Linked DNA regions of Homo sapiens: region 2 is linked to region 1. A link is an interaction called in ENCODE POLR2A ChIA-PET data of the cell type or tissue named here. Cell type or tissue: OCI-LY7. All regions are shown on one strand.

Evidence for each region. ChIA-PET counts read pairs that join two places held together with the same protein. Peaks named below come from ENCODE experiments on the same cell type or tissue, not always from the same donor. Only the 100,000 strongest peaks of a DNase experiment are listed, where the experiment ranks them.
Region 2: POLR2A ChIA-PET joins it to region 1 with 5 read pairs; 10 of 35 experiments call an interaction of 5 or more read pairs at or near these places.

Annotation. Positions count from the first base shown.
Region 1 is chr17:68,436,362-68,440,361 of GRCh38, reverse strand. WIPI1 (WD repeat domain, phosphoinositide interacting 1) reads left to right here. Exons shown (of 13, transcript NM_017983.7): 5 at 3,883-3,980. It also overlaps a transcript of ARSG not described here and a transcript of PRKAR1A not described here. Among named protein-coding and RNA genes, the nearest start is that of MIR635, 14 kb to the right of the region's middle. RefSeq lists a silencer at 2,016-2,105 and an enhancer at 3,822-4,000. In OCI-LY7, CTCF peaks have their summits at 1,374 and 3,800 (motif pointing right); DNase peaks (open chromatin) are centred at 571, 2,181, 2,731, 3,791 and 1 weaker place; H3K4me3 peaks cover 2,628 bases; H3K27ac peaks cover 4,000 bases.
Region 2 is chr17:68,212,597-68,216,596 of GRCh38, reverse strand. It overlaps a transcript of AMZ2 not described here. Among named protein-coding and RNA genes, the nearest start is that of AMZ2, 33 kb to the left of the region's middle. In OCI-LY7, a CTCF peak has its summit at 1,766; DNase peaks (open chromatin) are centred at 1,686, 2,350 and 2,916; H3K4me3 peaks cover 2,623 bases; H3K27ac peaks cover 4,000 bases.

The DNA.
Region 1 (4,000 bases):
AATAGCCAAGCTAAGGAAAACTCTTCTTGCTTGCCTTGGGTGGTTCCCAAGATACGAAGATACATTCGTGTGGCTCGTTGGATTTTTCTGACACTTGGGCCATAGGGAAGTCACAGTAGGCTTTTCTGGGGACCTTCATTAAGTCTGTAAGGGTAGGAAGGCAGGATTCCTTGTCTAAATTCAGATGGATTGGTAGAGGTGCGAGCCTGGAGGCAAAACTGTCAAATAAGTGGTATGTGTCAGAGTATGCCTGCCCTCACTCTTATCCTTTGTCCCTTTCTTGTTAGCATCTAGTGTCAACCAGTTCTATAATAGGTATTGCAGAAAGTTCAATATTAGCTTAGAAAGTTTAAACGTTTCTTCCCTTCTGGGAATATTTATGTTTTAACATAAGACTCTGAAGCACAGCTGGAGGTATGCGTCCAAGGCTTCTGCTCCAAGACTGCTTAGCTCTCTCTGCCACAAAGACACGCCCAGTATTTTCAGAGGGAAGAAGTAAGAAACGAAGGCTTGGCATCTTGAAGTGTTAAATCTGGAAAGACCTCTATATCACGGTAGCCTTCATTTCACAGACAGGAAACAGGCCTGAAAGAGCAGCAAATAACTCGGCCAGAGTTTCACAGTACATAGCAGACCTCAGTCTTGAACTCATGTCCTCAGCCTATCTCTAACCAGATAAATATTCCTGAAACATGCCTTAAAATAAAATTTGAAAATCTTTTTTGAGATAAAATTCACATCCTATACAATTCACCCGTTTAAAATGCATGGTTCAATAGCTTTTGGTATATTCACGGAATTGTGTAACCATCACCACAATTAATTTTAGAGCATTTTCATCGCCCCAAACCTTGTACCTCTAAGCCATCACTCCCTATGCCCCCAGCCATAGGCAACCCCTAATCTACTTTCTGTCTCTATTAGATTATGGATTTCTCTATTCTGGACATTTTATATCAGGAGACTCATACAATATCGGTTCCTTTGTGACTGACTTCTTTCACATAGCCTAATGTTTCCAAGGTTCTTCTGTGTTGTAGCATGTATCAATACTTTATTTTTCTTGCTGGATAATATTCTATTATAAAAATATATCACATTTTCTTTATCCATTTATCAGTTGATAACATTTGGGTTATTTCCACTTTTTGACTTATGAATAATGCTGCCATGAACATTCATATACAAGTTTTTGTGTGGACATATGTTAAATTTCTCTTGGGTGTATATGTAGGAGTGGAATTTCTAGGTCATATGAGAACTTTATGTTTAGCTTTTGAAGAACTGCTAAACGTTCCAGAGCACTGCCCCATTTTACATTCCCACCAGCGGTGCATAAGATCCCAGTTTCTCCATATCCTCACCAACATTTATCTGTCTTTTTCACTATAGTCATCCTAGTGGTTGTACAGTGGTATCTCATCGTGTTTTTAACACAGCCTTTTTAAAAACATATGTGCTAGGCCAGGCACGATGGCTCACGCCTGTAATCCCAGCACTTTGGGAGGCCGAGGCAGATGGATCACCTGAGGTCACGAGTTCGAGACAGCCTGGCCAACATGGTGAAACCCTGTCTCTACTGAAAATACAAAAATTAGCTGGGCGTGGTGGCACACGCCTGTAATCCCAGCTACTTGGCAGGCTGAGACAGGAGAATCGCTTGAACCAAAGAGGCGGAGGTTGCAGTGAGCCAAGATCGCACCACTGCACTGCAGCTTGGGCAACAGAGTAAGACTCCATCTCAAAAAACAAAGCAAAACATATGTGCTGAGAAACCTTCAGCAGTTACACACTGCATTTGTAAGGTCTTAACTCTTTAGTTTGGTACGCTAGTCCTTGTAAGATTTCCACAGTCTTCACATCTTTTCTGCCAGCCGCCTCTTTGGGAACCCAGCACACAAGACAACCAGATCTCCTGACTGCCTTCCCTCCCCAGTTTCACAAGACTAGAATCCCTTCTGCCTGCCTAGCTGTTCTTGAAATTTCATTTGGATAGCAAAGAATTCAGAAGGGGTGAGGAATTGGGGTTTCCAGAGCAAAACTGGAAATGGACGAGTGGCCTCTTCTAAGGCTGGGGCCAGGAATGACCTTGTATCGCCAAAGGGGTGGCAGGGCTGCCAGAACGTGCAGTTAAAGGTTCCGGGGCTCAGCCACTTCCTCCCGTAGCTATGCATGGCAAGTGATAAGAGGACAGCCCTGCTGTGGACTCAGCAAAGCCAGAGCAGGAAATGAGACCTAGGTTCCAACTCTAAATGTTTACTTTCTTTTTCCTTTGCTCTCCTTCCTCAGCAGATTAGTTGAGGTATGTTTCAGCCTGACCTAAAGTTTTTTCTTATACTTTTAGAAGAAACCCACTTAATATACTAACTTGTAATAGACGCCAGTCACTTTTTTTTTTTTTTTTTTTTTTTTTAAGAGAGATGTCTCTCTTGCGTGATCTCAAAGTTTCTGGTAACACTTTGGTTTCTATGGAATTGCTGGAATTCACTGCTATCATGTGCACCTCTATTCATCTAAACCATTGTTTTGAAAATCCTTTACTTAAATGCTCCCTTCTTGAATCCCCTTATAAATAAAAACAGCTTATGTTGGTTCAGTGGTTTGATGGGCTGTTTACTCTTCCGGAATATTATTGAAGCATCTTAAATCCAAAATGTCCTCTTTATTTAGTTTGTCTCAATGTCTAGGCACACCATCTTGACTGCAGACGCAGACCTCAAATAAACTTCCTCCTCGGGAGGTACCCATTTCCCTTATCAAGGCAGGGCATTTGGCTCAGAAATTGCTCGGTTTCTTTTTTTTTTTTTCTTAAGACAGAACCTCACTCTCACCCAGGCTGGAGTGCAGTGGCACTATCTTCACTCACTGCAGCCTCCACCTCCAGGTTTAAGCAATTCTCCTGCCTCAGCCTCCCGAGTAGCTGGGACTACAGGCACATGCAACCACACCTGACTAATTTTTGTATTTTTAATAGAGACAGGGTTTCACTATGTTGGCCAGCCCGATCTCGAACTCCTGACCTCAGGTGACCCACCTGCCTCGGCCTGCCAAAGTGCTGGGATCACAGGTGTGGGCCACCTTGCCTGGCCTGAAATTTCTCAGTTTCTAAATAGGTTCTTGGCAGCTCCTCTTCTCCAACTTGAAGTTACTGGCCAACAGTATATAATCATCTGCAGAAAGACCAATATGTACTGACTTTTCACTATAGGAAGATTTATTTCAGTTTTGAGGAAATCTCTTGTAACCCTAGAGGATAATGGAATTGGAAGAAAAGTAGATGCTGTTTCAGAGTCCTGGGGTAAAATGTAAAAATGAGCAATATATACACACACACACACACACACATATATATATATTTTTTTTTTTTTGAGACGGGGTCTCACTCTGTAGCCCAGGCTGGAGTGCAGTGGCACGATCTCCACTCACTGCAACCTTTGCCTCCTGGGTTCAAGCGATTCTCCTGCCTCAGCCTCCCAAGTAGCTGGGACTATAGGCACGCACCACCATGCCCAGCTATTTGTATTTTTAGTAGAGATGGGGTTTCACCATGTTGGCCAGGCTTGTCTGGAACTCCTGACCTCAAGTGATCCGCCCGCCTCAAAGTGCTGGAATTACAGGCATGAGCCACTGTGCCCGGCAAGTCTCATTGTTTCACTGTAGCAAGGACGCAGCCAGTGTTAAATCAGGAGGTCTTCCCCTGTGAAGTTGCTTTATTGGAAGCCTTAATCAGAAGAATCATCAGCGGAAAGCAGTTGTCTGCAAAGCCATTCCTCCCCTTGCCAGTAGGTGGCACTGTAGCTGTACTGTTTTCAGATGCCCTCTCCAGCCGTGCAATCTCTCCCTTGGCCCCAGGCTTCTCATGTTCTGTTTCTTCTTTGCCAGGTCTATGTGCTCTCTCTATCAACCATTCCAATTCTTACCTGGCCTATCCTGGAAGCCTGACTTCAGGGGAGATTGTGCTTTATGATGGAAACTCCCTGGTAAGTTGACGGTGACCTGG
Region 2 (4,000 bases), 220 kb after region 1:
AATAAGGTATTGAAAATACTCTCATAAAATACGTTCTGAAAAAAATTCCAGGTTCTACCTCCTAAGAGCCATAGGATCTTGGGCAAATCAAGGGCAAATTATTTAACCTCTTTGAGATTTAGTCTCTTCATCTATAAAATGCAGACAAAAATAGTGCCTGCAAGGCAGGGCATGGTGACCCAGGCCTGTAATCCTATCACTTTGGGAGGCTGCGGTGGGAGGATTGCTTGAACCCAGGAGTTCGAGACCAGCCTGGCCAACACAGTGAGACCTCTACAAAATAAAAAATAAAAAAATCAGCTGGGCGTGGTGGCACATGCCTGTAGTCCCAGCTCCTAGGGGGGCTGAGGTGAGAGGACAGCCTGAGCCTGGGAGATTGAGGCTGCAGTGAGCCATGATCATGCCACTGCACTCTAGCCTGGGCGACAGTGAGACCCTGTCTCCAAAAGTGATTAATTAAAAGTAAAATAAAATTTAAAAATATAGTACCTGCGTTATTGGGCTGTTGGGAGGTTTAATTTTAAAATACATAAAATGCTTAGGACACTGTGAGGCATGCATGAAGTGCTCACTAAATGTTGCTCTTGGCTGTTACTAACTTATCACAACTACTTCTTTTTACAGGTCTCTGAAACTAAGACCTATACCACTGATTACTGTGTAATGAGCCTTACAGATGTCAAGGTTTTTCTGTATGTGGACAAGACACCTTTGGTCTGTATCTGGCCAAAAAGGGCAGCACAGGGAAAGAAAGAGGCAGTGAGAGTGAATATCCAAAGGGTAAGGACAAGCAGCACAGAAAGGAAGGCACAGGAATGGGAGAATTGGAGCATGGACTAAATTTCACTTACTTCCTAATTTGTTCCCAGCCATCCTGATGACTATGAGCTCCTTTCAAGAGGGCACTTGAGATTGCGTGAATGTGACCTGCTATAACTGCTGAATGTCTATACAGAGTACAAGCACCGGGCTCCCTGACAGGCAGCCATCACTGAATTTCCACTTACAATGACAACACAGCAGTAAACTTTTTTTTTTGGAGACAGACAGAGTCTCACTCCATCACCCAGGCTGGAGTACAGTGGCTCCATCTCGGCTCATTGCAACCTCCGCCTCCTAGGTTCAAGCGATTCCTGTGCCTCAGCTTCCTGAGAGCAGTAAACTTTAAACTTTAAAAATGTGGTTACAGTTATTTCACCATTTGGAATGACCTTGCTGACAAAGGTTTCCATGTTACCACCTCAACAGTGAAATGTTAAAACAAAGACAAAAGCAAAAAATGGCACAATGAATACCATGACCAGATGTTTGGGAGGTAAGGGAGCAAGAAAAGAAAAAAGTTACACATATTTTACACATATTTCTTAAAATATCTGATCCAAACCAAAAGACATAGAATATACATTTAAAACCTTATGTATTGTTTCTCTTAGCAGTTTCTGGGTTAAGGTGACAGATTTCATTTTGCTCCCTCCTGAAACCTTCTTAAAACCATACTAAAGAAATATTGTTAGTCTGGACGCAGTGGCTCACGCCTATAATCCCAGCACTTTGAGAGGCCGAGGAGGGCAGATGGCTTGAGCTCACAAGTTCGAGACCAGCCTGAGTAACATGGTGAAACCCTGTCTCTACAAAAAATGCAAAAATTAGCCGGGCGTGGTGTCACACACCTGTAGTCCCAGCTATTTGCGGGACTGAAGCAGGAGGACTGCTTGAGCCCAGGAGGTCGAAGCTACAGTTAGCCAAGATAGCGCCACTGCAGTTCAGAGCTTGGGTGACAAAGTGAGACCCTGTCAAAAAAAAAAAAATTGTTAAAGACTAACTCATAAGGATAAAGTAGGAGACACACAATTAAAAAAAAAATTCTGAAAGTAGATGAACAAGTGATTACTGCCTCAGCAGACTCAAGAAAGTCTGATCTCCAACTAAAAAGGAAGGTGAAGTTGAGAACACAATCCTCAAAACGCAATGATAACAAGGAGGGGTGTCTCTAGAATAGGGAACTGGCTGGAGCAGATTCCTAAACCATCTCTCTCCCCTTCAAGCTGCCAAAGGTCTAGTCTCTAGAGGAGGTAAACTGAGGTTCCCTGGACTGGGAGAAACCACGCTCAGTTGTGAAGAAAGGTACTGTACAGAAAACTGAGGATTTAAGTGACGATATACATAGTAAATGCTGTGTGCACAATAAATGAAGCTTTCTTCCACCACTCAGCCACCAGAATACCACCAGCAAGACCTCCATGCTTCAAGCAGGACACAGGAAAAGGCCTTTCCATGCCATCGCTCCTCTAGAGCTTACTCTCGAGGACAGACCTCAAGATACTGACAAGAGGGATTTCCCCCAATAAAAGAGACAATGAAAATCATCCAATGGTTAAGTCAAAATTGATAAGGCCCACCCACTTGCTCAGAGCTTCCAACTGGCTACAGAGTACCACGATGTTAATGAGAAGCAGAAAATTAAGAATTAATAAACATCTGAGGAAGAAATAAAAAAAAAAAAGAATAGGAAGCAGCAACTTAGAAGAAACAGACCATGCACAGAGGAGAAAAAAAAAAACCTGTCATTAATAGCCTCAGAAAAGTAAGAGAAAATACTATATCCAGGACACAGAAACAGGATTTTACTAATTTTTTTAAAGGAAGATTCTAAAAACAAAAGAGCTCTTAGATAATAAAAATATGGTAGCAGAAAGGAAAAACTGGATAGTAGGGTTGGACGACCAAGATAAGGAAATCTTAAAAACCTGAACACATACAAATACCCCAAAAAGAAAAAGAGACAAAGAGGAAAACTGGAGAGAAATGATAAGAATGTCAGAAGACCAAAATAGGAAGTCCAACGTTCAATAAAATCATAGCTCAAGATAAATACAAGAGGGAAAAGAGGAAGTTGTCAGGAGAAGTTCTCAGAATCAAACACAATTGCCAGATTGAAAACGCCCACCAAAAATACCTCGTGGATGAAAGTGGCCCACACAAGGGCGTATCACTGTAAAACTGCAGAACACCATAGACAGCGAAGATTCCGTAAGCTTCCAGCCACAAAGAATCAAGAATCAGTGTGGATTCAGACCTCTCGACAGCACATTGATAAAGTTTCTACTCTCCTTTCCATTCCCTGCTCTGACACTCATTTCATCCTACCAGATTTTTTCATGTGACCTAATTCTAAGAACTGGAAGAGGGCTTTGAAGACTTCAGAAGCTGAAGACGCAAAGTAGCCCATCCCTCTGCCCAGTTTGTTTTATTCTCCCCATTTTGGTTATTATGATTTTTTAAATCCTTTCATTCTTTTCACTCAGAAAGAGGCAAGTAATTGATTTCCTTATGAAGAGGCCAGGCAGTCCATTTTTCATGGCGTTCAGCGTGCACAGCAAATCTAAAACCATTGTCTGGCAAATGCAGCTTGCAGCCGCAATCATTTTTTTCACCAGGTAAGCCGGCTGGCGTATGTTTTTAAAATTTTATTGTTAAGTATTGTCTTTTACTGGTTAAATCAATGATAACATTCTTTACTTTGTGGTTGTGTTACTCAAAACGAGGATTTTTAACAATGATAAAAAATAAAGCTTGTTAGATCATTTTTAATGGTAATGAATTGGTTCCTGAAGATTTGATTAAAGAGAACTAGGCCAATCTAAGCAGAGTCCAAATGAGGTAGAAAGTCCATAGAGAACAGGAAAAAAGGAAGTTGTGGAACCACAGACACAGTAAAAGGAAAAAATTGGCCAGGTGCGATGGCTCACTCCTGTAATCCCAGCACTTTGGGAGGCTGAGGTCGGTGGATTGCTTGAACCCAGGAGTTTAGGCAACATGACAAAACCCCCATCTCTACAAAAAATACACAAACAAAAGACATTAGCCAGGTGTGGTGGTGTGCACCTGTATAATCCTAGCTACTTGGTAGGCTGAGGTGGGAGTATCGCTTGAACCTAGGAGGTGGAGGTGGCAGTTAGCTGAGATTGAGCCGTTGCACCCCAACCTGGATGACAGGGTG